7 separate regions of the Homo sapiens genome follow, and regions 1, 2, 4, 5, 6 and 7 are each linked to region 3. A link is a loop called in an ENCODE intact Hi-C map of the cell type or tissue named here. Cell type or tissue: heart right ventricle. All regions are shown on one strand. Region 1 has its middle 36 kb from the start of ABLIM1. Region 2 overlaps LOC101927692 (a long non-coding RNA gene). Region 3 overlaps ABLIM1 (actin binding LIM protein 1). Region 4 has its middle 35 kb from the start of FHIP2A. Region 5 overlaps ABLIM1 (actin binding LIM protein 1). Region 6 overlaps ABLIM1 (actin binding LIM protein 1). Region 7 has its middle 54 kb from the start of ABLIM1.

What was found. A loop is a pair of places that touch in the nucleus more often than their neighbours do. Peaks named below come from ENCODE experiments on the same cell type or tissue, not always from the same donor. Only the 100,000 strongest peaks of a DNase experiment are listed, where the experiment ranks them.
Region 1: it touches region 3 in a loop (3-fold over the local background); 85 of 110 quality-filtered maps call a loop at or near these places.
Region 2: it touches region 3 in a loop (4-fold over the local background); 12 of 110 quality-filtered maps call a loop at or near these places.
Region 4: a loop joins it to region 3, with 5 times the contacts of the local background. A loop is called at or near these places in 97 of 110 quality-filtered maps.
Region 5: it touches region 3 in a loop (2.2-fold over the local background); 32 of 110 quality-filtered maps call a loop at or near these places.
Region 6: a loop joins it to region 3, with 2.0 times the contacts of the local background. A loop is called at or near these places in 15 of 110 quality-filtered maps.
Region 7: it touches region 3 in a loop (4-fold over the local background); 61 of 110 quality-filtered maps call a loop at or near these places.

Annotation. Positions count from the first base shown.
Region 1 is chr10:114,692,696-114,696,695 of GRCh38, reverse strand. It overlaps a transcript of ABLIM1 not described here. Among named protein-coding and RNA genes, the nearest start is that of ABLIM1, 36 kb to the right of the region's middle. In heart right ventricle, CTCF peaks have their summits at 514 (motif pointing left) and 1,771 (motif pointing right); no DNase peak of the experiment used is centred here; H3K27ac peaks cover 4,000 bases.
Region 2 is chr10:114,765,371-114,769,370 of GRCh38, reverse strand. The region is part of intron 1 of LOC101927692 (a long non-coding RNA gene); the gene reads right to left. It also overlaps a transcript of ABLIM1 not described here. Among named protein-coding and RNA genes, the nearest start is that of FHIP2A, 54 kb to the left of the region's middle. In heart right ventricle, no CTCF peak of the experiment used is centred here; a DNase peak (open chromatin) is centred at 1,558; H3K4me3 peaks cover 2,984 bases; H3K27ac peaks cover 3,319 bases.
Region 3 is chr10:114,548,634-114,552,633 of GRCh38, reverse strand. All of the region lies in intron 4 of ABLIM1 (actin binding LIM protein 1), which reads left to right. Among named protein-coding and RNA genes, the nearest start is that of ABLIM1, 110 kb to the left of the region's middle. In heart right ventricle, CTCF peaks have their summits at 1,776 (motif pointing left), 3,510 and 3,712; DNase peaks (open chromatin) are centred at 1,133 and 3,723; H3K4me3 peaks cover 1,501 bases; H3K27ac peaks cover 4,000 bases.
Region 4 is chr10:114,785,103-114,789,102 of GRCh38, reverse strand. It overlaps a transcript of ABLIM1 not described here. Among named protein-coding and RNA genes, the nearest start is that of FHIP2A, 35 kb to the left of the region's middle. In heart right ventricle, a CTCF peak has its summit at 2,492 (motif pointing right); no DNase peak of the experiment used is centred here.
Region 5 is chr10:114,620,583-114,624,582 of GRCh38, reverse strand. The region is part of intron 1 of ABLIM1 (actin binding LIM protein 1); the gene reads left to right. Among named protein-coding and RNA genes, the nearest start is that of ABLIM1, 36 kb to the left of the region's middle. In heart right ventricle, no CTCF peak of the experiment used is centred here; no DNase peak of the experiment used is centred here; H3K27ac peaks cover 3,820 bases.
Region 6 is chr10:114,607,838-114,611,837 of GRCh38, reverse strand. The region is part of intron 1 of ABLIM1 (actin binding LIM protein 1); the gene reads left to right. Among named protein-coding and RNA genes, the nearest start is that of ABLIM1, 48 kb to the left of the region's middle. In heart right ventricle, no CTCF peak of the experiment used is centred here; a DNase peak (open chromatin) is centred at 1,684; H3K27ac peaks cover 4,000 bases.
Region 7 is chr10:114,709,995-114,713,994 of GRCh38, reverse strand. It overlaps a transcript of ABLIM1 not described here. Among named protein-coding and RNA genes, the nearest start is that of ABLIM1, 54 kb to the right of the region's middle. RefSeq lists an enhancer at 1,732-2,231. In heart right ventricle, a CTCF peak has its summit at 2,332; no DNase peak of the experiment used is centred here; H3K27ac peaks cover 4,000 bases.

The DNA of each region.
Region 1 (4,000 bases), 140 kb before region 3:
AAAGGCATGTCTTACATGGTGGCAGGCAAGAGAGAATGAGAGCCAAGCAAAAGGAGAAACCCCTTATAAAACCATCAGATCCCATGAGACTTATTCACTACCATGAGAACAGTATGGGGGAAACTGCCCCATGATTCAATTATTTCCCACTGTGTCCCTCCCACAACACATGAGAATTATGGGAGCTACAATTCAAGATGAGATTTGGGTGGGAACACAGCCAAACCATATCAAATGGTGTCCTTATAAGAAGAGGAAATCTGGGCACAGAGACAGAGAGACCAGACACATCTGTGCAATGAAGCTCATCCATGTGAGGTCACAGCAAGAGGGCTGTCATCTGCAAGCAAGAAGAGAGGGCTTAGAAGAAACAAAACCTGCCATCATTTTGGTCTTGGACTTCTATAGCCTGTGGTATTTTGTTGTTGTCATCTTAGCAACTAATATAGCATTTTTAGCCAAGAAATCCTGCTTTGTTCCCTGCTGCCCTCTCCAGGGATGGAGGAGGGAGGCATTCCCTGGGTGGAGCCTGGGCAAGGAGCCCTCATCACTGGATCCTAAAACCTGTGTCTCTGATTTTCCATAGACACTGGGGCTATCAAGGAAAGATTTTTGACTCATCTTGCCAAGTTCTAAACTATTTGGATATCAAACTTGGGTAAAGACCTAGTGAGGAAATCAGGGAGGCTGTAGTTAGGAGAATTTCACAGGCATGCAGAAGTAATGTCATGTAGGATGCTAGCTGAGATGTGTGGATAAGCATCAGTTGCCACATTGATGGGGCGATGGCAATAAGAGTCTGGAAACTCTGTTTTCCCAAAGAAACTGACATCCTCATAATCTCTTACGATCAGAGATCAAAATTTGAGGTGCCTTGGTTTGGTTGTACAAAGCTTCATACATGGAAATCCTTCTTTCTGTTGGATGTGTTTTATTTCCAACAGAAATAAAATGCCATGGCATTGTCTCCAATGCCATTGCATTATCATTGCCATTTCTAGCAGCAGAATTCTTTAATTTGAAAAAGTTGTTGAATTGTAATGGACCCAGTTCTAACCTAAGTTTCAGGTCAGTGACTTTGTATAATTCATTGGCTCTCTGTGTCTCAGTTTTCCTTATCTGAAAAGGGGGATAATTATTGCTGCTCCCCAGTGCACAGATACATTATTTTGATGTTGTGGGAGTGGGGTTTGAATTTGTAGAAAGAGAATGGATTTCAAAAAGGCCTTCTTTCCCCCATTTAATTTGGTCTTGAGAAAATGATGTAGCCTCTCTGAGCCTCAGTTCTCTCCTCTATAAAATGGGGATAGTAATGGTTACTCCAGTGGGGGGTGTGAGTATTAAATGAGAACATATGGAGAGCACCTTATGTTGATTCCTGCATGTTTTAAGGGCTCTATAAATGTTAGCACTTGATGATGATATTTTAAAATTATTGAAATTACTAACAAAAGGTGAGTTAGTTGCTTTAGATACTTAAGTATTATGCTGTCCCTTAAAGGGGCATCTGCTTAACAGATGGTTAGTTGACCATTTAGCTAATGGAAAGCAGTGTAAGATTTAGGATAATGTATGGAGATGTAACTAGAGAATGAGGTCTTGTTCCTTTGACCTACATGCTAAACTCTCAGTACATACCATCAAGCAGGCTTCCTCTAACTGTAACATGCACATAAATTCCCCGGAAATCTTGTTGAAATGCGAATTCTGATTCAGTACCTGGAGAGTCCGGGTTGGGTGCTGACATTCTGCATTTCTAAGAAGTTCCCAGGTGAGGGCGCTGCTGCGGCTCAATGTCCGGGTTTTGAGCGGCGAGGTCCCAGAGAAGATGGTAGAGCTAGCTATGATCCCAATCTGTAAGTTCCACTTTTTATCAACCAATTATTATTGTCTATCAACTTACATTAAGCTTCAGAAACATTTCATTTTGACTTTTCATGTCAAATTCCCCAGCTCTTGCTACTTTCCTGCCCCTGGCCTCTCTATTTAGTACTTAATGTCTTTTTTTTTCTTGTTTAAAGAATAATAACAATAATGACTAATATTTGTCAGGAATCAGGAACTGTTTCCTTAAATTTTCACAACATCCCATGAGGTAGGTATCATAATTATCCCCATCTTACAGGTGAGAATATGGAGATACGTATAGATAAAATAACTTGCTAAATCACCCAACTAGTGAGTGGTAAACCAGGACTATTTTAAGAGTTTATTTAAAGGAGCCCTTTTGTAAATGAGAATCCCCAGGGATAGCTGGCATAGTGCACCCCCCTTACCAGTTTTTGTTATGCCCCTTTAGGTTTTTGTCACATTTTAGAAAATGTAGAGCCTCCCTTCCAGGAGCCAGCAACTGTGGCATTCATCCAGAATGCAACCCCAAGTGACTGCAGAGTCTAGGAAGTCCGTGATGTTTTCTCAGAGTGGCACCCGGGCCAGAACCCACACAGCTCAGCTGTGGTTTGCTACCTTATGAGTGAAGGCTGTAAGAATGAAGGTCACAGCCAGCAGACAGATCCTGTAGGGTGTGTTCACATCCTTTCCACCTGCTTCTTTCACAATTTGAGTATAAATTCAATTTTTATCAACCGAATATTATTTTCTATTGATTTACTTCTGGAGTACTGACTTCTGAAAACTTCAGAATATTTTTATTTTTCATCTTACATAGGCAGGGCTTTTGCTACTATTCTGCCTGTGGCCTCTGTGTCTAGTACTTTAAAAATGATTAAAATAGACTGGGCATGGTGGCTGATGCCTGTAATCCCAGCACTTTGGGAGGGCAAGGCGGGAGGATGGCTTGAGGCCAGGAGCTCGAGACCAGCCTGAGCAACACAGCAATAACCCAATCTCTACAAAAAAAAAAAAAAAAGTTTTTTTAAAATCAGCCAGGCATGGTAGCATGTGCCTGTGTCCTAGCTGTTTGGGAGGCTGAGGTGGGAGGATCACTTGAGCCTGGGAGTTCAAGGTTACAGTGAGCTATGATCATGCAACTGCACTCCAGCCTGAGTGACAGAGCAAGACCCTGTTTCTGAAAGAAAAAAAAAAAGAAATAAAAAGAAAGAAAGAAAAAACGCTTAAAATTATATCAGCAACAACACCCTACCTGCAAGCCTGCGCTTATATGGCTGTGCGCTGTGCGAGGAAGAGCTGCAGGGGATAGACCTGAACCCTATGATGGATGACAGGGACACGTCCTGTAGGGGCAATGTACTTGGCGATCTGGAGAGAGTGCACGCATGAGAGCATGTTGCTCAGAGCCTGTGGCTGGTCCACTCCTGCCTTGGCTACTCATTCTCTCACTTGCTGTAGTCACTTACACTCACAGGCCTTCATTTTCCTCCTTTTTAAAATGAAAGGATTGGGTAGGTTGGGGATTTTTCAACATGTGTGTTTATTTTTAGCTATGGAACCCTTTCTTCAGATGAAGGCTCACCTGGAAGCCCAGAAAATAAAGCATAAGAGCTGAATTTTCTTTGGTGGAAGTCGGACCCAGAACCAACTCTCTGCCTTCCCCGCGCTGCATCCCTCACCGATCCCAACACAGCCTCCTTCTTCTGTTAGCTAGAAAACAGCTGGCCTAGATAATAGGAAGCCTCCCTTTAGCCTCCACACTGTGCCTGTGCACTCAAAGGAATAAAACATGGGGTTTCAGAAAGCCAGTGTTAGGGAGGAGTATTTGCTAAAGGCAGTTTTGTTTCTAACTCCAGTGGCTGGTTATTATAAACCCTAAAATGATTCAGCAAGGTGTCCTTGGTGTTGACTTATTTATTTTGCAAGGTTTAAATGCATTTTTTTTGTGTGTGTGTGAGATGGAGTCTTGCTCTGTTGCCCAGGCAGGAATGCAGTGGCACCACCTCAGCTCACTGCAATCTCTGTCTCCCGGGTTCAAGCAATTCTCCTGCCTCAGCCTCCTGAATAGCTGGGACTACAGGTACCCGCCACCACGCCCGGCTAATTTTTTTATTTTTAGTAGAGACGAGGTTTCACCATATTGGCCAGG
Region 2 (4,000 bases), 220 kb before region 3:
CTTTCTTTCTTTTTCTTTCTTTCTTATCTCGATGGAGTCTTGCTCTGTCACCCAGGCTGGAGTGCAGTGCCGTGATCTCGGCTCACTGCATCCTCCACCTCAAGCGATTCTCATACCTCAACCTCCCGAGTAGCTGGGATTACAAGCACCGGTCACCAAGGCCTGCTAATTTGCTTTTTTTTTTTTTTTTTTTTTTTTCATTGAAGACAGTGTTTCACCATGTTGGCCAAGCTGGTTTTGAACTCCTGACCTCAAGTGATCCGTCCACCTCAGCCTCCCAAAGTGCTGGGATTACATGAGTGAGCCACCACACCCGGCCATAGAACATCTGTTTTGAGAGTGCACAGAGGAAGAGAGGACAGGGCGTGAGAGTGGAATCCCACCTTTTTAGTTAGAATTTCTAGATCTGGTGGCTTTTTATTATGTTGCTTATTAGCATCAAGCGCTAGTTGATAAACCTCCAGGGCACTAAGAGGTTTTTGTTGTATTTTCTCCTTTTTATCCTGACATATAGAAAAAGGGGATTTGTTCAGAGTGGTCACCAGCCCGGCCCAGCCCCGACTCTTCAGAGTTGATGCAGTAAATCAAGTGTATGCACAGACCTCCCTTGAGTGTCTGTTGGCTCAAGACCGGGTGCTGGGTGGGGGGACCCTGACGCCCCCCGCTGACTCGAGGGTCGCTGGAGGAAAAGTCCCGCCCCATCCCACCCCGCCCATAGGCTTTCCGAGAGCCTGGCCGACTCGGAGGGGCTGGTGGGTCGGTCCCCGCGTGTGGACTGCGGGCTGAGCCCCCTCAGGCGACCGTGGTCTTCGCTCTCCTGTCAAGGGCATCACTTAGGGGAAGGAACGAACGGCCCTTTCTTGCTTTCTCTCTCTGGGACCAGAGAGCTGGAGAGCCATTCGGAGCACCCACGTTATTTTTCTTCTTATTAAGAAGACGGGCGGGGAGAGGGGAGGACGCAGACCCTCGTTCCTCGGGGACAGAGCCCCGCCCGGCGCCGCGGCAGAGCGGCTGCTGGACCCGGGTGGGCCCCGGCGGCTCGGGGCGGGGGAGGCGCGCCCCGCCCAGCGCGGCCGCGGGTGTCAGCGCTGCCGCGCCCGGCGGGTCCCTGCGGCCGCTGCGTCCCCGCCCGTCGGCCTTGCTGCGCGGAGCGGGCGGCCAGGTGTCCTGCGGGCGGCGTCCCCGCACCGGGAGCCGGAGGGGGCCGGGGCCGGGCGGGCGCTCCGGGGCTGCCTTCTTCCCCGCGCCCTGCGGGGCTGTCCAACGCCTTCCAGCTCCGGCTCCCGCTGCCTGCACCATGTCCGCCAGAGGTGAGTGGGGACCAGGTGGGCACCGTCCACTGACCCCGGCGGGCCGAACAGGTGCGGGAGGGCGGGGGGGCTGCGACAGCCGCGCCGGCCCCAGCCCGGCCTGAAACTTTGGCAGCGGATCCCCGGGCTCGGGGCTGCCGGGGGCCGGGGGCAGGGGAAGGAAGCCCTCGCCCTTGACCTTGATCCCCGGATGTGGGCGAGCCTAAGGGCCAAAGTCGGCGCCCCGCTCACCTGTGCCCGCCGCGCGTCTGGGCTGGGAGGCGTGGGGGATGGGCTCGCGCTGGCTGCCCTGCCGGGAGCTGTGGAAGGGCTGGCCAGGAGGGAGGAAGAGGTATTTTTTCCTCCTTTCTAGTTACCATTTTGCAGCTCGGCTATGGAAGAAATCCAGGGCTTGAGGCAGCACGATTTAAAGCTGCAGTGCTTACACCCCATTAAAAAAAAAAAAAGTAAATTCCCCACCTGTACTCCCCTCTGCATGAATCTCCCCTTCCACTCCCCACCCATTTTCTTTCTGGAGTAAAACAATTACTGCAGGTGAAATGGGTGGAAGAAAAAAAAATCAGAATTGCTTTTCAGGCAAGAATAAAGGGAATGTATTTCTTGCCATCTGGAGCCAGCGACGATGCTGGGGAGAGTGGGTTAGTCATAGCTCAGTGGCTGCTAGTATGAGTGAAATATTAAAGAGATCAAGTCATTCTGCAGCTTGCGAGCAATTAAAATGAAGTGAATTGGTTGCTTTGCCGTAAGCATTTAAAGAAAATATTGATTATTTTTAGAAAGTGTATTTGCAAAGCAGTAAGTGCCACCCCTTTTGATACCCTGAAGGCAACCTGTAAGAGGAGTTGCGGAGTTGTTTTTTTATTTTTTATTTTAAACTCCGAAGCTTTAATCCTGCTTTTTGGAAGGAGTTTAGGAATTTGATAACGTGTTGGATAATTAAGCGCTGCTTTTCAGAGTTCATCCTGGGGCATATAATGAATAGAGTAATCTCTATCCAGAGTGTTTTAATTCCTTTTCAAGCACTCTGATCTTTGTTGATGATTGCTTTGGCGATATGGTTGGTTGGATCTGTACCTAGAAATGGGGTGGAAAGGACTTGGTGGAATGACAGAATTTATATTGTAGATACCAGGATGCAGAGGTGACATAGGGCTCTGAGATACTACCTGCCTATTCATGCCTAATTATTCACGTATATTAGAGAACGAAAAAAGAGCATGGAACAGATAACACCATAAGGGACTTGGTGTGTATATGGATGGAGTCATAACAATCTCTGAACTATGTTCTTAGACTGAGGCTTTGAGTGCTGACCGCTGTCCTAAGTACCACAAGGAACATATGGAGAATATCTCTTATAAGTTGTAAATCTCTCTGAGGTCAGAGTCCACTTCTGATTCAGCTTTACAGCACCCAAACCTGTTAGTGCAGAACCTTGCACACTGTAGGGGCCAAGTAACTATGTGGAATCTCGGTATGCCCTAGGAAGCATCAAGTTTGTTAGGCCGTCACACAATTTCATTTAGTCTCTGGCCCCTCCTATTCCAGGGTCTCGGGTTTATCTGAGGATGTGAAATGAAGATGGCCCCAGAGATTCTAAGGGGCTCTAAGCCCTGGAATGGGACTGAGTTCTCAAACATTTCTTCTTCAACCCAGTTTCAAGCAGGATGGTTTGGAGTCAGCTATAGACATTTCATTCAGTTGTCTTATTTCCCCTTCAAACTTCATGTTGGTCATCTTGCATTTAACAGTTTGAAGTCTGACTAATCTTGTAGAGGGAAAAATATCTATAATAATAAATATCAGTTATTGTATGTTTATTAGGTGTCAGGTACTTTACATGTGTTACATTATTTAATCCTCACAATGACTCAATCAAGTAGCTATTGTTATTACCTCCCCATTTTACAGATGAAGGAATTGAGGTTTTGAGAGATTATAAAATTTGCCTGAGCTAAGCTTGGTAAATGGCAGATCCTGATTTCTACCCAAATCTGTCTGATTCTGATCACATCCACTTTGTTTTACTACTTCTGTTATTAGTCCTTCAAATATTGTAATAGACATCACAATCATTGATTTGCTAAGAAGAGAGAGAGAATGGCTTAGACATGGCATTGAAAGGAAATAGCCTTGATAAGTAACTTGGAATTTCCAATACATTTAGAAACATCTTGGTAGGCATTTGGTAATGACAAAGTGTGGAAAACAAGGCCGCTGATACTAGATGTTGTTAATTTGATATTCCTAGTTTTTTCTTCCTATTTCAGTGTTGAGAACCAGAATTTCCTAGACATTACCAAAGACTGAGGATTTTACGTATCTTTTTATGCAGCACTTTTATTTATGTGAATTTGAAAAAAAATTCTAAAAGATTAGTAGAGTGCTTAGTAGTTACGGAGTTGAGTTTGTCTAGAAATGTGTATATTTTTGTCATTAATTTTTTAAAAGATTTCAAAACTGTGGGCTTCACTATGGTGTTTCAATTCAGTCATCTGCTCTTGTCTGTACTCCTGAAAGGGGAAATAAGCTTATAGGACCAGAAGCTTAATGTGTCTACTTAAGTACCTAACTTATCAATAGGAAGTCCTTTAGATCCTTGAAAAGATAAATGCTCTTGATTTTTAAAATGATCTCTACTTATTTCTAATATCTAGGCTTGTAGATTATGGTAGGAATAATAGAATATT
Region 3 (4,000 bases):
GAAGCGGCTATGTAGATGGATGTTAATTTAACCTGGACGTGAGTAGCCAAATCCCTGCTTTTTTCTGGCTTTTGATGCCAAGAGTGAAGGGCTCAGGGTCAAGTGTTTAAGGTCAGGCTTTTCTCTTTTTTTTTTTTTTTTTCCATGTTAGGTCATTATTTTTCCTGGGTAGGACACTGGCAAGTTCCTCATGGGTTTTATTTCCTCGATGCCACTGCATATTCACCTACTTCTGACGTTGGCAATAATTCCAATGCCAATCACCAGCTTTCTATATTTATCAGCAGCTGCTTCAGTGATTTGGAAACAATTTTCTCAACAGCTGAAAAACATGAAGATACAGAGTAGGACATTTTGTTCTTTATGAAAGAGCTTAGTTGGAGTGAGCGTGGAAGGAGTGAGCAATCCAGCATGAATCTTTTGTCTCTGCATCTTTTCCACTCTCTCCAGCACAGTGTCAGGCTTGAGTGAAGACCATGGCTTTGTCCAGACAGGAGTGGGTAGGCTCTGTGAAATATACCAGAATACTTCGGGTCAGGATTCTCACGTGGGCTGGTATTCCCTTATCTAGGAGGTGCTCTTTGTTGATTTGCTTGATGTGTATCATAGGGATTGGCAGGAAGGAGGCCTAACCTTAGCCTTTATTTGCAGCCCAACCTTACCAGCTGGCTGGTAAGCATTCAGTGAATATTTTTCTATAAAACATGTAGAGTGGCTGTCCCCCATGAGGCACCGTGCAGGGCATGGAGGAGCTCAATGGTATAGATACCACCTGTGAAGTCAGAGAGCTTCCAGTCTGCAAGGCACTTTGACTAGAATGATTGTGAAAACTAAATGGTACCATGTTTACAAAGCCCTCACGTGGTACCTGATTCTAGAAAGCCCTCAGTGCAGAATGATCATAGTGGTGAGGCAGGAAAATAGGGTCTAGAGACTGGGAGCCTAAGGCGAATCTGAAGTTGACTTCTTAGAATTAAATCAAAAGGAAAACTTCAGCCTCTGGTTGGTCATGGGCCAATCTTTCACTTCAGTCTCTGATTGTTTGCAGGTCAAGTTTCCACTTCAGCCTCTGATTGGCCCTGGGCCAGTCCTTCATTTATATAGAGTGTAACTCCACTTCAGCCTCTGATTGGCCATGGGCCAGTCCTTCATTTGTATAGAGTGTAACTCCGCTTCAGCCTCTGATTGGCCGTGGGCCAGTCCTTCATTTGTATAGAGTGTAACTCCGCTTCAGCCTCTGATTGGCTGCAGGCCAAGCCCTCAAGACTTTCTATCCCCTAACAGTGGTCTTTATTTTCAAATTGTGTCTTTGCTTATTTCATAGCTCTGGGATGTCTGGGCACTGAGGTGGTTGTAAAGAGCCCAAGACCTAACTGCTCCTAACCGAGGAAAAAGGGAGTCTATTGAGTGGCTCACATGTACCAAGCATTGTATTATGCAAAACACTTTACAGTGCATGATCTCTTTTCTTCCTGATAGCAGCCTAGGCAATGGCTGTTGTCCGCATTTTACAGATGAAGAAATGAGGGTTCGGAGAGAGTAACTTGCCCGAGTCTTCCTGACACCAATGCCCATGCTGCTCCTACCTTCCCCACACCATCCACCTCCCTGGACCTCACTTTTGGTGCAGCAGAGAGACTGCAAACAGCTCTGTCAACCTCCCTGAGCCCATCCATTGTCATTTGTAGAAATGAAAAGCCATCTCTGAAAGTTGATTTTCTCTTTTAAAAATTCTATTGAACAGCATCTTCCTTATTATTAAAATCTTTGCTGCCACCTAGTGGGAATTATGTAATTAGAAGAATAAAGAAAAATTTCAGTTAGACTTGGATTAAAAAATTGTCCATTTCATCCTGGAAAAGGCAAAACTATGTAGACAGTGAAAAGATCAGTGGTTTCCAGGAGTTAGGAGGAGGGAGGGATGAATAGATGGGGTACAGAGAGTTTTTAGGGTAGTGACACTACTCTGTATGATACTATAAGAGCGGGTACATGTCATTACTACCTTTGTCCAAACTCAGAATGTCCAACATCAAGACTGAACCCTAATGTAAGCTGTGGACTCTGGGCTATCATGATGTGTCAGTGTCAGTTCATCAATTATAACAATGGTTCCACTCTGGTGGGGGATGTTGCTAATGGGGGAGGCTGTGCACGGGGAGGGACTGGGGTTGTATCAGAAATCTCCGTACCTTCTGCTCAATTTTGCTGTGAACCTACACCTGCTCTAAAAGTAGTCTTTTTTTTAAAAAAAACTATCAGTTTTCTTACATCCATACTGTGCTCCTAAACTTTAAAAATTATATTTTTAAACTAATATCGTGGCCTTCCATTTTTATCTTTATAGTAAACTACCAGATGTGAGATTCCTTTTATAAAAATTTTGGTCAGATGTTGGAATTCATATAAACCCCAGCTTTTAAAAAAATGCTTAATCTTTTATGACCATCTAATATACACTCATATGCATATGACCATCTAATACACACTCATATGTGTACTAGATAATGGGCCATACATTAAGAAATTCTAATTTGCAATATTCAGAACTTATATTTTTAAATTTTATAAATAGTCAAATTTTTTACATTATCATGGTTTAAAAATTCAAACAACACAGAGGATGTGAAGTTAAACAGTAAAGTCCTCCTCCAGAGAGGGAAGTTTCTTAAGAATTTTTAATGTTTTCCCCCAGAAATGTTCTATTCTGGGACTAGGACACACACACCATTTTCTTTACTACTTTTTTATGAATGAGCTTATGCTATGCTTACTGTTCTATGGCCTGCTTTTTTTACTTGATCTATTTTGAACATCTTTCCATGCCAGAGCACAAATCTGCCTCGTTCTTTTGAACAGCCCATAGTATTCCATTATCAACTATACTATAATTTATTTAACTGGCCCTTCACTGATGGTCCATATAGCCTATTTCCAGTTTTTGTTATTAGAGAAATGCTGTAGGGAACATATGCATGCACATATGTGCTTTTGCAAATATATTTGTAGAATAAAATCTTAGACATAAAATAATTACTGGATCTCAAGGTTATGTGAACACCCACTGTCCAAGATCGCCAGAAATACACCTGTCATTAAAAAAAAAGAAAAAGAACGGGTTAAACTAGCTGCAGCAAGAGGGAAGCCAGAGGAACTGTGAGCCCACTCTGGGTGCAGTTTGGAGGAGTTTTCACAGCATTTGGGCTTATGCTGGGTAATTTTATTTATTTATTTAATTACTTTATTTATTGAGACGGAGCTTCGTTCTTGTTGCCCAGGCTGGAGTGCAATGGCATGATCTCAGCTCACTGCACCTCTGCCTCCCAGGTTCAAGCAATTCTCCTGCCTCAGCCTCCTGAGTAGCTGGGATTACAGGCGTGCACCACCATGCCCGGCTAATTTTTTGTATTTTGTAGAGACAGGGTTTCACCACATTAGTCAGGCTGGTCTTGAACTCATGACCTCAGGTGATCCATCCGCCTCGGCCTCCCAAAGTTCTGGGATTACAGGTGTGTGCCACCGCACCCAGCCCACGTGCTAGGTAATTTTAAAGAGGATTCAAAGGATTAGAAGCAGTTCTAGGTTAAGTGTTGTCAAGAAGCAGGACCAGGTCAGCGATTGGGTCTCAAGGTTTTCTGGATGGTCAGAGAATTAAAGTTGGGCTAGAAGCGTCATTAGGAAAAAGCAGTGGCAGTCACGGATGTGGTCAGAAGAGGGGGTTGTTTCATCACTTTGTGTACCAAGTGGACTCTGTCTTGGTCCAAACCTGGCCACTAAGTGGACTTGCCAGGACATGGCTTTATTCTGTGTGTGTTCTGTCTGATCAGCTTGGAACACGTGGCCAACTTGACACGTGCTTGCTTTCATTCTCTCAGGTACATTGATGTGGAATGTCTGTAGTTGTTGAAGTTGCTTTCCAGAAAGGTTGCACCAATTTACAGTCTTCTGGTTTCTTTTTAATACCCAACTTCCCTAACAGAATGAAGCAGTCGATAATCAG
Region 4 (4,000 bases), 240 kb before region 3:
TTGTATTTTTAGTAGAGGTGGGGTTTCACCATATTGACCAGGCTGGTTTTGAGCTCCTGACCTCGTGATCCGCCCACCTCGGCCTCCCAAAGGGCTGGGATTACAGGCATGAGTCACTGTGCCTGGCCATTATCTTCATTTTTAAGGGTTGCCAGATTTAGCAAATAAAACTACAGAATGCCCAGTTAAATTTGAATTTCAGATAAACAATGAATAATTTTTTGGTACTGGTGTATTCTATGCAATATTTGGTACATACTTACCTAAGAAGTATTAGTTGTTAACTGAAATTCAACTTTACGTGAGCCTCCTGTATTTTATCTGGCAAGCCTATGAGGTTTTGTTTTGTTTTGTTTGTTTGTTTGTTTGTTTTTTGAGACGGAGTCCCACTCTGTCACCCAGGCTGGAGTGCGGTGGGGCAATCTCGGCTCACTGCAACCTCCACCTCCCAGGTTCTAGCGATTCTCCTGCCTCAGCCTTTGTAGTAGCTGGGATTACAGGCACACGCCACCACGCCCAGCTAATTTTTGTATTTTTAGTAGAGACGGGGTTTCACCATATTGGTCAGGCTGGTCTCAAACTCCTGACCTCAGGTGATCCGTCCCCCTCAGCTTCCAAAAGTGCTGGGATTACAGGCGTGAGCCTCCTTGCCCAGTCCCTACTAGATTTCTTTCTTTTTTTTTTTTTTTGGAGTTGACTCACAGCTCTGCTACTAGCTGTGTAACTTGGGTTGAGTTATTTATTTATTTATTTATTTTTTTTTTTTTTATTTTTTTATTGATCATTCTTGGGTGTTTCTCGCAGAGGGGGATTTGGCAGGGTCACAGGACAATAGTGGAGGGAAGGTCAGCAGATAAACAAGTGAACAAAGGTCTCTGGTTTTCCTAGGCAGAGGACCCTGCAGCCTTCCGCAGTGTTTGTGTCCCTGGGTACTTGAGATTAGGGAGTGGTGATGACTCTTAACGAGCATGCTGCCTTCAAGTGTCTGTTTAACAAAGCACATCTTGCACCGCCCTTAATCCATTTAACCCTGAGTGGACACAGCACATGTTTCAGAGAGCACAGGGTTGGGGGTAAGGTCACAGATCAACAGGATCCCAAGGCAGAAGAATTTTTCTTAGTACAGAACAAAATGAAAAGTCTCCCATGTCTACCTCTTTCTACACAGACACGGCAACCATCCGATTTCTCAATCTTTTCCCCACCTTTCCCCCCTTTCTATTCCACAAAACTGCCATTGTCATCATGGCCCGTTCTCAATGAGCTGTTGGGTAAACCTCCCAGACGGGGTCGTGGCCGGGCAGAGGGGCTCCTCACTTCCCAGTAGGGGCGGCAGGGCAGAGGCTCCCCTCACCTCCCGGACGGGGCGGCTGGCCGGGCGGGGGGCTGACCCCCCCACCTCCCTCCCGGACGGGGTGGCTGGCCGGGCAGAGGGGCTCCTCACTTCCCAGTAGGGGCGGCCGGGCAGAGGCACCCCTCACCTCCCGGACGGGGCGGCTGGCCGGGCGGGGGGCTGACCCCCCACCTCCCTCCCGGACGGGGTGGCTGGCCGGGCGGGGGGCTGACCCCCACACCTCCCTCCCGGACAGGGCGGCTGGCCGGGCAGAGGGGCTCCTCACTTCCCAGTAGGGGCGGCTGGGCAGAGGCGCCCCTCACCTCCCGGATGGGGCGGCTGGCCGGGCGGGGGGCTGACCCCCCCATCTCCCTCCCGGACGGGGTGGCTGCCGGGTGGAGACGCTCCTCACTTCCCAGACGGGGTGGCTGCCGGGCGGAGGGGCTCCTCACTTCTCAGACGGGGCGGCTGCTGGGCAGAGAGGCTCCTCACTTCTCAGACAGGGCGGTTGCCAGGCGGAGAGGCTCCTCGCTTCTCAGACAGGGCGGTTGCCAGGCAGAGGGTCTCCTCACTTCTCAGACGGGGCGGCCGGGCAGAGACGCTCCTCACATCCCGGACGGGGCGACAGGGCAGAGGCGCTCCCCACATCTCAGACGATGGGCAGCCGGGCAGAGACGCTCCTCACTTCCTAGATGGGATGGCGGCAGGGAAGAGGCGCTCCTCACTTCCTAGATGGGATGGCGGCTGGGCAGAGACGCTCCTCACTTTCCAGACTGGGCAGCCAGGCAGAGGGGCTCCTCACATCCCAGACGATGGGCGGCCAGGCAGAGACGCTCCTCACTTCCCAGACGGGGTGGCCGCCGGGCAGAGGCTGCAATCTCCACACTTTGGGAGGCCAAGGCAGGCTGCTGGGAGGTGGATGTTGTAGCGAGCCGAGATCACGCCACTGCACTCCAGCCTGGGCACCATTGAGCACTGAGTGAAGGAGACTCCATCTGCAATCCCGGCACCTCGGGAGGCGGAGGCTGGCGGATCACTCGCGGTTAGGAGCTGGAGACCAGCCTGGCCAACCAGATTTCTTAATGTAATGCCTGATGATGATACATGGTCAGTGGTAAATACATTTCAGTGCCCCTCTGCTTTTCTTGCCACCTGTAGGTGGCAGTCTTATCAAATAATTTCAAGAGACCTATGACAAATGTGTTTAATATTGTGCTGTACAAGTTTAATACTGTTTAATCCATCTATTAATAAGGCTCTTAAAATTATATAAATGTTTACATAAAATAAAAATAAATTTGAAGGTGCTCAAAACTAAATATAATTCAGTCCTCATCTTTTATACAACTTACTATCGAATATTCAAATCTAGATAGCTCATTCTAGTGAAGTACAGTGCTTTTATACTTTATGGATATTTTGAGGTATTTTGTAGCTTTTCATGATATTGTAAATGGGGTCTTTTCCCCTCATATTTTCTAACAGACTACTTTTGCTGTGTAAGTAGCTATTGATTTTTGTATGTTTTTGTTTCAGACCATACTCTGTTAGTTCAAATAGTATTACCATAAATACTCTTGGATTTTCCAGTAGACAATTAAATGATCTGCAAATAATTTACTTTTCTCTCTTTTTCAAATAGCAATAAATCTCTTTTAAAAAACTGAATGTAATTCTGCTAGATGCAGGTATTAAGAATAAAAAGAAATAATTATATTGATACTCTTATAAAACTATTTCTGGCCAGGTGCGGTGGCTCATGCCTGTAATCCCAGCACTTTGGGAGGCTAAGGCGGGTGGATCACCTGAGATTAGGAGTTCAAGTCCAGCCTGGCCAACACGGTGAAACCTCATCTCTACTAAAAATACAAAAATCAGCCGGGTGTGGTGGCATGCACCTGTAATCCCAGCTACTCGCAAAGCTGAGGCAGGAGAATGGCTTGAACCCAAGAGGTGGAGGTTGCAGTGAGCTGAGATCGTGCCACTGCACTCTAGCCTGGGCAACAGAGCGAGAATCGGTCTCAAAACAAAAACAAAACAAACAAACAAACAAAAACTGTTTCCATTAGTATGAGATTTTATATTCACTCAAAACTATTATAATAATATAAAATTATAATCCAAAAAGATAATTGTAACCTTATAGTTGTATTTATACATGAATAATATAGAATTATGTAAAAATAGGACCTCAATTATCTATTTCATCTACACCCATGCCCCCCTACCCATTATACTAAGAATGCTATTCTTATCACAGATTTGTTTTCTTACAAAGCCAAAGGAAAAAAACATCCCCATGAGATCCAATAAAGTCTTTAAGTAACTTATTCCATTATTACATACTGGATTCTAAAAAGAATAACTATAATTCCTTTTGAATTTCAATACAAGAGACTTCAATCTTTTAAAAGAAAGTTACATCACTTCATACCATTATTCATTGTCTTTTGAGCTGTGACAGTGTACTCAGTACTACACAAAACACAGGACACAGTGCCTTCCCACATCTGATGTTGAGAAGCCACCTAGGAGTTAGAATCTATGAACATGAGTTTCGAAGGTAGCACCTTTAGGTGTTTTAGTTCACAGATATTTTAATGTGTGTTGATTTATAAACTGTAAAATAGGATGGAAGTTTAAATATTAATCTGAAAAATAAACTTT
Region 5 (4,000 bases), 72 kb before region 3:
GCATCTGAAATGGAGGTTGGGCCTCATCTACTGTTAGCTACTGTCAGACTTTGGAGGTGGTATTGCTTCTTGCCTTTCCCATGCCAGGCCAAATGACCAGGAAGGATGAACAACTTGTGTTGCATCACAGAGAGTTTCTTTTAAAGAACGACAAATTGACTTTTCCAAATTCCTGCAGAAGATGTACTGCAAGAGACTCACCCCACCAAGAAGCATATCTTGGCATTTGATTCATTTTGAGGAGGTGGCCCTCTTTGCCATCGCATTCACAGCCCTAGGGGTCAAGAAAGAGGATCCTGGTATTGTTGGCTTCTCCTATGCCAAAGTCAAAGTGCTGAGTGTTTTCCTGAGCCAGCATTAAAGAGCCAGAGAACTTTTCAGAAGGTTCAGTGATCAGTGAGTGGTGCAGGATTTCTTCCCATTGTGGTTGAGTTTGATCTGGGTGCACCACAGTAAAAACCAGCCCAGCTTCCTATTTCATTGTGTGTTTGTCTGATGGTGACTCATACCGAGAGGTATGTTTATCCCAAACTGGCAGGAGCTGTGTATTCAAGGGCAAATTTTGTTAACAGTGGGGAGAGCGAAAATTTGTTATGCATGACCTCTTTTCTCTGAAACATTGTATTTGTGCTCAGACTGACATAATTAATGTTATTATGGTCCAGTGTCCCCTGGGGGTGGAACAGGGGTGAGTTTGTGTGTCCCTGTTGCAATCAAACAGGCTGGCTTGTTTGAATACTTGCATTTAACTATGAAGATCCTGGCTTTTTTAATACTTCTAAGGAAATTACTGTCTAGGACAGTGCTTCTCAAATTTCAACTGGGATCAGAATCATCTGGAAGGCTTGTGAAAACACAGATTTCTGGGCCCTGCCCTCAGAGTTTCTGATTCAGTAGGTCTGGGAGAAGGCCTGAGATTTTGCATTTCTAACACTTCCCAGATAATGTTGATGTTCTTGATTCAGGGACCACATTTTGACACTGTGCAGGTAATCTGTCGTTTCTGTGGGTAAAATGACCAGCCCTACAGGTGGGTAAGTCAAAATTTTTATAGAAGTAGCTTCTTCATTCCCTTTTGCAAATATCATCTGGCTCACCATGCACAGATGGCAAAAAGAAGGTAAAGAACATCACTGTCACTCTGGCTCTCCAGCAGGATGAAACAAAGCCATGTTTCATAATGAAGCAGACCTGTGAGATCCCAGTGGCCAAGAAACTGCTGTCAGTATATGATACTGGGAGCAAAGGTTGGCAGGAAGTTTAAGTTACTTTTTCATGGGGGCGAGTTGGGGCTCAGCGTGACTTGGAGAAGGCAACATTAATTCAGAATGAAGGCACAGGTGTGCATATTCTGCAGGCATCACTCCTATGTTTCCAAGACTTAGATGAGCATGTTTACCTGGAATCATAGAGCTATTTGGAATTTTTGGGTAAAAGTTCATTAACAATACAAAAATTAGCCAGGCATGGTGATGCATGCCTGTAGTCTCAGCTACTCAGGAAGCTGAGGTGGGAGGATGGCTTGAGCCTAGGAGGCAGAGGTTGCAGTGAGCTGAGATCGCCATGCACTCCAGCCTGAGCAATAGAGCCAGACCTTGTCTCAGAAAACAAACGAAAAAAAGGGAAAAGAGTTAATCAGCTATCTTGGCTCACAAAGGCTACCACTCCCTCTTTAATCTTTGAGGAATTGAAATATGTTGTTTAGGCTTGGAGTGTTTCATTTACTACCACTGTACAATATTTACTGTTCATTTGGTGGAAGTAGATCATCATAAAGGCCTTTATCCTCCTTGTCTTTATGCTGAGCAGGTGAGGAGAAGGAAGAAGAGGAGGGTTTGGTCTTGCTGTCTCAGGGGTGGCAGAGGTAGAAGAAAATCTGTGTGCAAGGGGATCTGTGCAGTTCAAACCCGTGTTGTTCAAGAGTCAACTGCATTCTGTCTATGTTCTAGTAGTCTGTATTTTTTCTTCTGTTTATTTCTGTTGTTCTCTATTTGAAACATGAGAAGGGAAAAGTTTAAGAAGAATTAAGAAAAGTGGGTCAGGCACAGTGGCTTATACCTATAATACCAGCAATTTGGGAGGCTAAAGCAGGCAGATCACTTGAGCTCGGAAGTGTGAGACCCTGTCTCTCCAAAAAACAAAATTCCCCCCATCCCCCGACAAAAATTTAGCCATGCATGGTGGTGTGTGCCTGTAGTCCCAGCTACTTAAGAGGCTGCAGTGGTGGGAGGATCATCTGAGCCTGGAGGTCGAGGATGCGATGAGCCATGAACGTGCCATTGCACTCCAGCCCGGGCAATAGAGTGAGACCCTGTCTCAAAAAAAAAAAAAAAAAGAAAAAGAAAAGTGGATGATAGGAAAAGGTGGCAAGGTTGTTCCTCATTGGAGTATCTGATGGGGAATGGGAGAGAAGGCTGAGTACTCCCTTCCTGGAAAAATGATAGGGGCTATGGGTGCCTGGGTCCATGGACCATCTCATAGTGACACATGAGCTAGGTGGGTGTCTACTGGACTGCTGCCATGTGCCACTTGAGGGACACCTTCTGAATGGCCATCAAGGAGCAGTTTTAGGACTGATGGGGATTGGAGTCCGCAGGACGAGAGCCCAGTTATGCTGAGCACTAAAGAAGGATTGGATGCCCCTCTGTCCCTGCTTACCTGGAAAATGCTACCACTTCTGGCATGTGTAGAGGTCCTAGCCTAAAACTCAGAAATAGCAATGAGCCATAGCGAAGGGCTTCTAGTAGCGGCCTGATCACATTACAATTTTCTTGAGGTCTCTTATCTGTGAGGCACTTCGAGAATAACTCGACACACTGGAAAGATCCTACATTTAGTGGATGAATGGGTTAGCAGGTGTTGAGAGGGATGCTGATGGAGAATGCAAAATGGAGGGGACACCAGGTGATAGAATGGGGGTGAACAATCTTCTATGGGGGTTCTAAGGAAGGAAGAGCTATAGTCCCAAGGGAATCAGAAAAGGCTTTATGGAAAAGGGGGCATTTAAGATTGGTATTTGAGGAGTTCTGTAGGTTTCTTAATGTTGGGGATGGTGTTTGATTCAACCTATATTCATTACACAGTGTCTGCTCCATAGTAAGCACTCAGTGAATGTTGAATGAACTAATAAGTGAATGAATGAGGTGTATGGGTCGGGGAGATGGTTATTCTTATTTGGGAAATTTTTTTTAGACTCTAATATGAGATAAGCCATCTAGATATAGCAACACATAAAATGCAGTTCTTGACCTGAAAGCACTCACTTTCTAGCAAGAAACAGACACACATAGATAAGTCATTATGATACAATGTGAAATGTACTCAAAGGGGAACTATGAAAGTAATATGGGACTGCAGGACAGAAAGTGATGAATGCTATTGGATGGTCATGGAAGATTGGGCTTTGAAGGATGAACAGGAATGCAATAGTGGATAAAAAGAGGATGGCGAGAAAGGGACTCAAGTGGGTAAAACAGAAGCAATAAAGTATGCCTCCTGTCTGAGGAGATGCAAGCAGCTCAGTTTAGCATTTTGGCCACATCATACAGCAATGGACATAAGGAGAGGTAAGTAGGGGGGTTTTGTGGGTCACATTGAGCTAAGGATGATTAGAACTGGGGTCAGACGTATGGATGCCCCGAGAATCAGGCAGGTGACCTGAGTGGAGCCTGGGGCAAACTACAGAGCATGGCCCTCCCTAAAGGGAAGAGTTACTTTGTCCTTCATCCTAGGTTCCACGGAGGGATGCAGGTCAAGTTGCCAGGCCTTGCAGTTTTCAAGAGCAGCTGGAAATAGGGATTTTTATGTAAAATCTCCAGATGTTTAAATATTGGCAAATGATTTCACTTTCTCTTTAAAAAATATTGTGTGTGGCCAGGCACAGTGGCTCATGCCTGTAATTCCAACACTTTGGGAGGCTGAGGTGGGCGGATCACTTGAGGTCAGGAGTTCAAGACCAGCCTGGGCAACATGGTGAAACCCCGTCTCTACTAAAAATACA
Region 6 (4,000 bases), 59 kb before region 3:
GTCAAAGAGTGTGTCAAAGGAGTCATGCTTTTAGGAGGAGGAGGAAAAGGCACCAAGCCAATTTTAAAATCCCTTTCTGAGCTTAACCTTCACATAGAGAAGGCAGGTGCAGCACATCAGGGCAAGTGCGCCAAGTGATTTATAAGGAGGAAATTTCCTGGCTGAATTATGATAATCCTAGTACCTCTTTGCCTTGGGGGAATCAGATTAACTGGATTTGAGCAGAAGCTGTTTCTATAATCAGGAGTCCAGCTGACGGTTGCTGACAGCGTCTTTTATGTTTGGAGGAATAGCAAGGACCTATCACGTAGCCACGGAAAAGGCAAATCAAGTATCAGAAGTATCAGAGTATCTTTTTTTTTTTTTTCTAGGCAGAGTCTCACCTGTCACCCAGGCTAGTGTGTAGTCGTGTGATCTCAGCTCAGCAACCTCTGCCTCCTGGGTTCAAGCAATTCTCCTGCCTCAGCCTCTCGAGTAGCTGCCATCTAGAGTACAGGCACCTGCCATCATGCCTGGCTAACTTTTGTATTTTTAGTAGAGAAGGGGTTTTGCCATGTTGGCCAGGCTGTTCTCGGACTCCCGACATCAGGTGATCCACCCGCCTTGGCCTCCCAAAATGTTGGGATTACAGGCATGAGCTACCATGCCCAGCCAAGTATCAGGGTATCTATTTTTTTTTTTTTTTTGAGATGGAGTCTTGCTCTGTCCCCAGGCTGGAGTGTGGTGGCACGATCTCAGCTCACTGCAACCTCCACCTCCCAGGTTCAAGTGGTTCTTCTGCCCCAGCCTCCTGAGTAGCTGGAATAACAGGTGTGTGCCACCACACCTGGCTAATCTTTTGTATTTTTGGTAGAGACAGGGTTTCACTATGTTGGCCAGGCTGGTCTCTAACTCCTGACCTCGTGATCTGCCTGCCTGGGCCTCCCAAAGTGCTGGGATTACAGACATGAGCCACCGCACCCGGCCAGTATCAGGGTATCTTAACTGGTGAAAGCCACAAGTGGCAGGGAAGCCCACCATTGTACTGCCCATCCCCCGGGAGTGTTTGTGCCAACTAATAATTCTGTTTACCGAACTCACATGGTATAAGAAAATGAGGTCGTGGAAGCCAGTTTAAGAGAAGGATCATTTTGGACAACTAATGACTGGGTAACTGTGTATGTAGCTTCAAGTAGCTGCCACTTGCCACAGCAGGAAATGGGCCTTTAGGTAAACTGCAAATTAAGCACTCTATGCATTTATTTAAACTGTTGAGTTTCTTGTTTTCTGGGCTCCATACTAGTGCCGGTCTAGCACAAAGAAAGGGAGTAGGAGGTGGGAGAGCGCACATCTCTGTGATATGTGTTTACAATTCAGTAGGAACCAATGGGGTAGAAGCAGAGAAAATATTCTAGGTAATGAAGCAGTCTCTCTCAAACGTAGACTGCCATGAGAATAGGACTCCTGTCTTTAAGCAGAAGTCAACCTTACCATACAGAGGAGCATCTTAGGATTGCAAATCCAGACCAGTCTCAACCAGAGAGAGATTTCCAATCCTGGCCTCTGCTCAGGCTGGAGGTGGCCGAGAGGGTCCTCCCAATGGTGTGTCGTGTTTCCTTGCTATCTCACCCTGACTCTGTACATGTTCTTCTCCCATAAATGGCTGCAGCCTGGAAGAATTTCTGTTTGTACTTCAAGCATTGTTCCTCATCTGCGTATTGACTAGCAGGTGTTGCTTTTGGAATGATGACGCAGGTGGGCATTCACCAGTTCTGAGCCATACACCCAGGGCCTAGTGAGGACATTAGACTAGCTTGATTTCCTTCTATGCTAGATAATCTTTTCCTGTGGAAATCCCTTACACAGTGCTTCCAAATGTGGCCAAAGTAAGACTGTTTCTTCTTAGCTGTACCTTTTTGGACAAGGTTTTTAACTCTTCTTAGCCTTGGTTTCCTCCTCTGCAAAACAGGAATTGTGCAACAGTCCCTCCTACGGCAATTGTGACGCAGTTATTTTGATTGTGAGTAGCAATTAATTGTTATAGTGCCTGGAACATCATTAAGTATTCAGTGCATTTTACTTGTTATAATAATATAGTAGTGTTCTGGAGTGATTTCTTGCAAATGTCAGAAGTTCAGGACCCTGGACCTTCGCATGGGAGATGTCCCTATAGTGTTATTAGGGATAACCCTATTTTCCCTAATCCAAACATTGAACTGAGAAGTATAGAGATGACAACTCAGGCTATTTGATATTTGAAATCAATATCAGAACTATTTCAGACATTTGGAGGAACTGACCATTGAGCTTGCAGTTTTGTAGGGCCAGGATTATGAAATAAAAGCAAAAGAAACACAAACCAAGAGAAACATTGGTGATGGTACAGATATTCAGTGCTGGAGGACATGGAGGAGAAGGAAATATTTTCTCAATCTAAGCCAGCATGAAAGCTTCAGAGAAGCGCCAGGACCTGGGCTATGCCGTATGGGTCAAGTTTGATTTAGACAGATGGGGAGAAGAGAAACCACAGCAAGTGAGGTTACAGTGGGAGTGAAGGCACTGGCGAGAATGAAGATGCTAGACCAGAAAGTGGTCAGAAGGCCTTGCTCAAGGGAGATTTCTAAATTAATACAAATAAATAGTAGAGTATTTTAGTGCTTGGTCTGCAAAGTCAGACTGTCTGTGATCACATCACTTAGCACAGGGATAAGTACTCAGCAGAGGTAGTTGTTTCTTAAACACCTAAAAAGCTGACATGAGCCATGTTATTGAAGATCTCTGAAGTTAGGTAGAGAACTTTAGGCTTGATGATTTGGGACTGAGAGAGCTATTTGGAACTTTTTTTTTTTTTTGAGGCAGAGTCTCACCCAGGCTAGAGTACAGTGGCACGATCTCGGCTCACTGCACCCTCCATCTCCTGTGTTCAAGCGATTCTCCTGTCTCAGCCTCCTGAGTAGCTGGGATAACAGGCACCTGCCACCACACCCAGCTAATTTTTGCATTTTTAGTAGAGACAGGGTTTTGCCATGTTGACCAGGCTTGTCTGGAACTCCTGACCTCAGTTGATCCACCCGCCTTGGCCGCCCAAGGTGCTGAGATTACAGGTGTGAGCCACCGTGCCCAGCCTTTGTTTTTCTTTTTAAAATAAGCTTTATTTTGTTTGTTTGTTTGTTTATTTATTTATTTTTTGAGACAGAGTTTTACTCTTGTTGCCCAGGATGGAGTGCAATGGCACGATCTCGGCTCACCACAACCTCCGCCTCCCAGGTTCAAGTGATTCTCCTGCCTCAGCCTCCCGAGTAGCTGGGATTACAGGCATACGCCACCACGCCCAGCTAATTTTGTATTTTCAGTAGAGACAGGGTTTCTCTATGTTGGTCAGGCTGATCACGAACTCCCAACCTCAGGTGATCCGCCCGCCTCGGCCTCCCAAAGTGCTGGGATTACAGGCATGAGCCACTGCCCCCGGCCATCTTATTTATTTATTTATTTTGGTGACAGACTTTTGTTCTTGTCTCCCAGGCTGGAGTGCAATGGTGCAATCGCGCCTCACTGCAACCTCCACCTCCTGGGTTCAAACAATTCTCCTGCCTCAGCCTGCCAAGTAGCTGGGACTACAGGCACATGCCACCATGCCCAGCTAATTTTTGTATTTTTAGTAGAGGTGGGTCTTACCATGTTGGCCAGGCTGGTCTTGAACTCCTGACCTCAAATGATCCACGCACCTTGGCCTCCCAGAATTCTGGGATTACAGGCATGAGCCAAGGTGCCCGGCCTATAAGCTTTATTTTCTTAAAACCATTTTAGGTGAATAAAAAAAATTGAGAAGATAATACAGGTATTTCCTGTATACTCAACACTTGGTTTCCCCTGTTAGTAACATTTTGCGTTGGTGTAACACACTTGTTATAATTACTGGACCGTATTGGCACACTGTTATGAACTAAAGTCCACACTATTCAGATTTCCGTAGTTTTTACCTAATGTTCTTTCTCTGTTCTGGGATCCCATCCAGGATCCC
Region 7 (4,000 bases), 160 kb before region 3:
GTGTGTAGACCCTGTGAATTCAACACCTTCCCAGTACAGAATGCAGTTAACACAGACAGGGTTGGAGTCAGCTTCCCGTTTTTGTCTCACTTGGTTCCCTCTTCGTTGCCATTCAATCTGTTGTGTAAATTTTTTGAGTGAGGAGGCACGATGTTCTCTACAACTGTGATATTTAGCTCTTACTATTGTTTGCATTTAGAGAAAGATGTATGTGAATTCCTCACTGTTTTTATTATTCTGTAACCGAAAGGAGTGAAGTGTTCTTTAAGGCTGCCTCCTGATGGGAAACAATCCTACTGAATGAAATTGGCTGATTGAAATGGGGAGCAGCCCGTAACTCCCTGAAAGTTCTTTAGTGCTACTAAAAAAAGACCAACACAAATGAAAATGTTATGCTTTCTCTAAGTAAATACCAGTGGTAGGAAATGGTAGGTTAGAAGCCTTTTTATTCCCTTCACTGGGTAAGAAAAACACTGAGGGATAGCTTCCGGACTATCCCTGTTTTTGATTTTCCCTTTCTCTTCATCTTGCACTTGGTTTTGATTTCTCTGGGTTGTATAGTTTATTGTTGGATCTTACTACTGTGAACTTAAAAACTATGCTATTTGCCACCCCAGCTCCACTGTCTCTTAGGGACATAGCTCCCCTTAAATGCAAGGATTTTATGAGAAGTGGGATCTTTGCCATTCCATTTATCCTGGTTCCAGAGCAAAGACCTCCCTCCTGCTCTTCTGCTTCCTTGGTAAATAACCCATGTGCTCTAGGAAGAGGACAATACAGTAGCAATTGAATTCCTTCTTCCCAGGCATTTTCTCATACCAGGATAATGTCTCTTTAGCTGCTCCTCTCTTCCTTGTTAAATCATGAACCACGTATCAACATATTCTGCCCAGCTATGTTATAGAAATAACCGGGCAAGAATATGTATATTCTTTCCTTTTTTTAAGAGACAGGGTCTTGCTCTGTCTGTCAGGCTGGAGTATAGTAGTATGATCATAGCTACTGCAACTTTGAACTCCTGGGCTCAAGGGATCCTCCCATCTTGTCCTCCTGAGTAGCTAGGACTACATGTGTGAGCCACTGTGCCTGGCCATGAAGATGCGTGTTTCATTAATGGATGGAGCTCTAAGTCGGGGCAATCCATTGCCCTACGGTTTTATTTGTAATCAATAAGAAGTAATTATAGAAAATCATTGACAGTTTTGCTGAGCAGGTTCAACATTACTTGAAGAAACTCCAAATATTCCCGTGTCATAGATCATTTTGTACCAGAGTTGTTCTATATACCACTGAAAGTTTTCACTAGTAGCCTCAGACTGTCATCTAATTCTTCCATCCACTTAGCAGGCATGTCTCACAATATGGTGACAACGAAGAGGAAAACCAAACCAAGAAAGCCAGCATGGCTTCGGGGAGCTGGGTAAATAGGAGGTGACCTTGGATAAATACAGCTAATGTAACTGAGGGTAGCCCATAATAGGCTGTTGTCTTTTTTGTTCCTAAATTTCTTCTTATGCATTTATTATGTTGGCTTGAAAACCATCTTTTATCTCTATATTGTAATTTTCAGGTCTTATGAAGGAACTACTATGGCTTTTAATTATAGCATTCATGTACTTTTTTTTTTTTTTTTTTTTTTTTCGAGACGGAGTCTCGCTCTGTCACCCAGGCTGGAGTGCAGTGGCGTGATCTCGGCTCATTGCAGCCCCTGCCTCCCGGGTTCAAGTGATTCTCCTGCCTCAGCCTCACGAGTAGCTAGGATTACAGGTGCCCACCACCATGCCTGGCTAATTTTTGTATTTTCAGTAGAGATCAGGTTTCACCATGTTGGCCAGACTGGTCTTGAACTCCAGACCTCAAATGATCCAACCACCTTGGCCTCCCAACGTGCTGGGATTACAGGTGTGAGTCACCGAGCCCAGCCATTAATGTACTTTGTAATGAAAATCTTTTCCCTGTCACCCTGGAGACCCCCAGGCAGGATATGCTGAATATTTTCCACATGCTCCTCCGATTCCATTCTCCACCCTTTGCCCTGCTGTGCTCCTAGAGACTAACCCCGATGGCTACAGCAACGGCTCCCTTGACTTCTGCTTCAAGTTGGGCCCAGTTGGTGCGGGGGGCACTTAGCAGGATATCTGAGGGTGGGAGGAGAGTGTGGTTGGGGTATTTATTCCCTGGACTCCTTCTCTACCAGGTCACTGTTGGTTGTCTGTCTATGAAAGGCCACAGGTCCTGACAAGCCCCCCTCCCTCTCCACTCAGCTACTCACTTCAGGTTCTAGCATCGACTCCACCCCTTGCCTCTTTAGGCCTAGGGGTAAGCAACAGCTCCCCACTGTTGCTGGCTCAGGGTAGTGCATGCCCCTTGTGGGTTTACCTGAACCCTGACCACACCTTTGTAAATATCCCCTTTGTTAAACCTTTTTCAAGTTCTCCAGTTTGATTGTAACATCTGTCACCTGCCAAGACTCTGGCTGATATGCAGGTTTAGCGTGGGGGCTGGCACGCCTGGTGTTAGAGTGGTGTCTGTGACTGTGAGATTTGGGTCTATCATAAGCTTTACAGTTGGCTTCTCAATGGTCTTAACACTGTCACCATGGAAACTGAACATCAAAAGACAAGGGAAGGTTATGGATGAAGAGGCTCTGAGACATACCCAGTACCCTATAAAAGCCATTGTATAGCAACAGGAGGGCTCTTGGTAAGTTGAAGTGGGATGACTGCAGACAAATGGCAAAAGAAAATGATGCAAACCCCTAGTGAAACACAATTTCTAATGGGAGCCTGGAAAGCAGAAGCCATTCCGTTCCTTACGTGTAACAACCAGAAATAAGATGACTTTTGCTACTTTTGTTCTTGTGATTGATAGGGGAAAACATAGATCTTCAGACAGAAACAGAAGACATACAGGGACAACAGATTCTTCAAAAGAGTAGGAATATCCTGAACATTGTCCTAGTCATGGAGTGGCCTTCTTAGGCCCACATATAAACCGGCATGAGCTTATAGGTCATCTTTGAGTGGAACCCATCAGATGTCTTTGGGATTTTGGAATGCGTGAGGGATAAGCAAATGCTCCAAAGCCTTGCCTTTTCTACTGATCGAATGGAACACAAATACTTAGTGTGCAAATATGGTCCCTTGTGTTTCTTTCTGGAAAGCCAAAATATGTGTTCTGTGAAGATTGCTTTATTTTATTTTTATTTATTTTTTGAGACACAGTGGGCTCTGTCGCCCAGGCTGGAGTGCAGTGGCACCATCATGGCTCATTGCAGCCTTGACCTCCTGTGCTCAAGCAATCCTCCCACCCCAGCTCCCAAGTAGCTGGGACTACAAGTGCAAGCCACTAAGCCTGTTTAATTTTTATGTTTTTAGTAGAGATGGGTGATATGGTTTGGCTGCGTTCCCACCCAAATCTCATCTTGAATTGTAGCTCCCATAATTTGCACATGTTGTGGGAGGAACCTGGTGGGAGATAATTTAATATGGGGATGGTTTCTCCCATACTGTTCTCGTGGTAGTGAATAAGTCTCATGAGATCTGATGGTTTTATAAGGGGTTTCCCCTTTTGCTTGTCTCTCATTCTGTCTTGCCTGCCACCATGTAAGATATCCCTTGCTTTTCTGCCATGATTGTGAGGCTTCCCTAGCCCTATCGAACTGTGAGTCAATTAAACCTCTTTCCTTTAAAATTACCCAATTTTGGGTATGTCTTTATTAGCAGTGTGAGAACAGATTAATACAATGGGATTTCACCATGTTGCCGAGGCTGGTAAAGATTGCACTGTAATACAATTCTGATAGTTGCCAAAGCCCTACTGAGTCACTCTAACTCTGGATCTGTTGGGCAGTTGAGCTGTAAAAGAAGTGGATAGCAAGTCCAGTGGAAATCTTGGACCTGAGTAACCATTTACTTCAAAGAATAGGAGATTTTAGTTGCATGACAACTCTTGCCCAAGTAAATATGTGTGTGTACACATGTGTGCACATGGTGGGAGT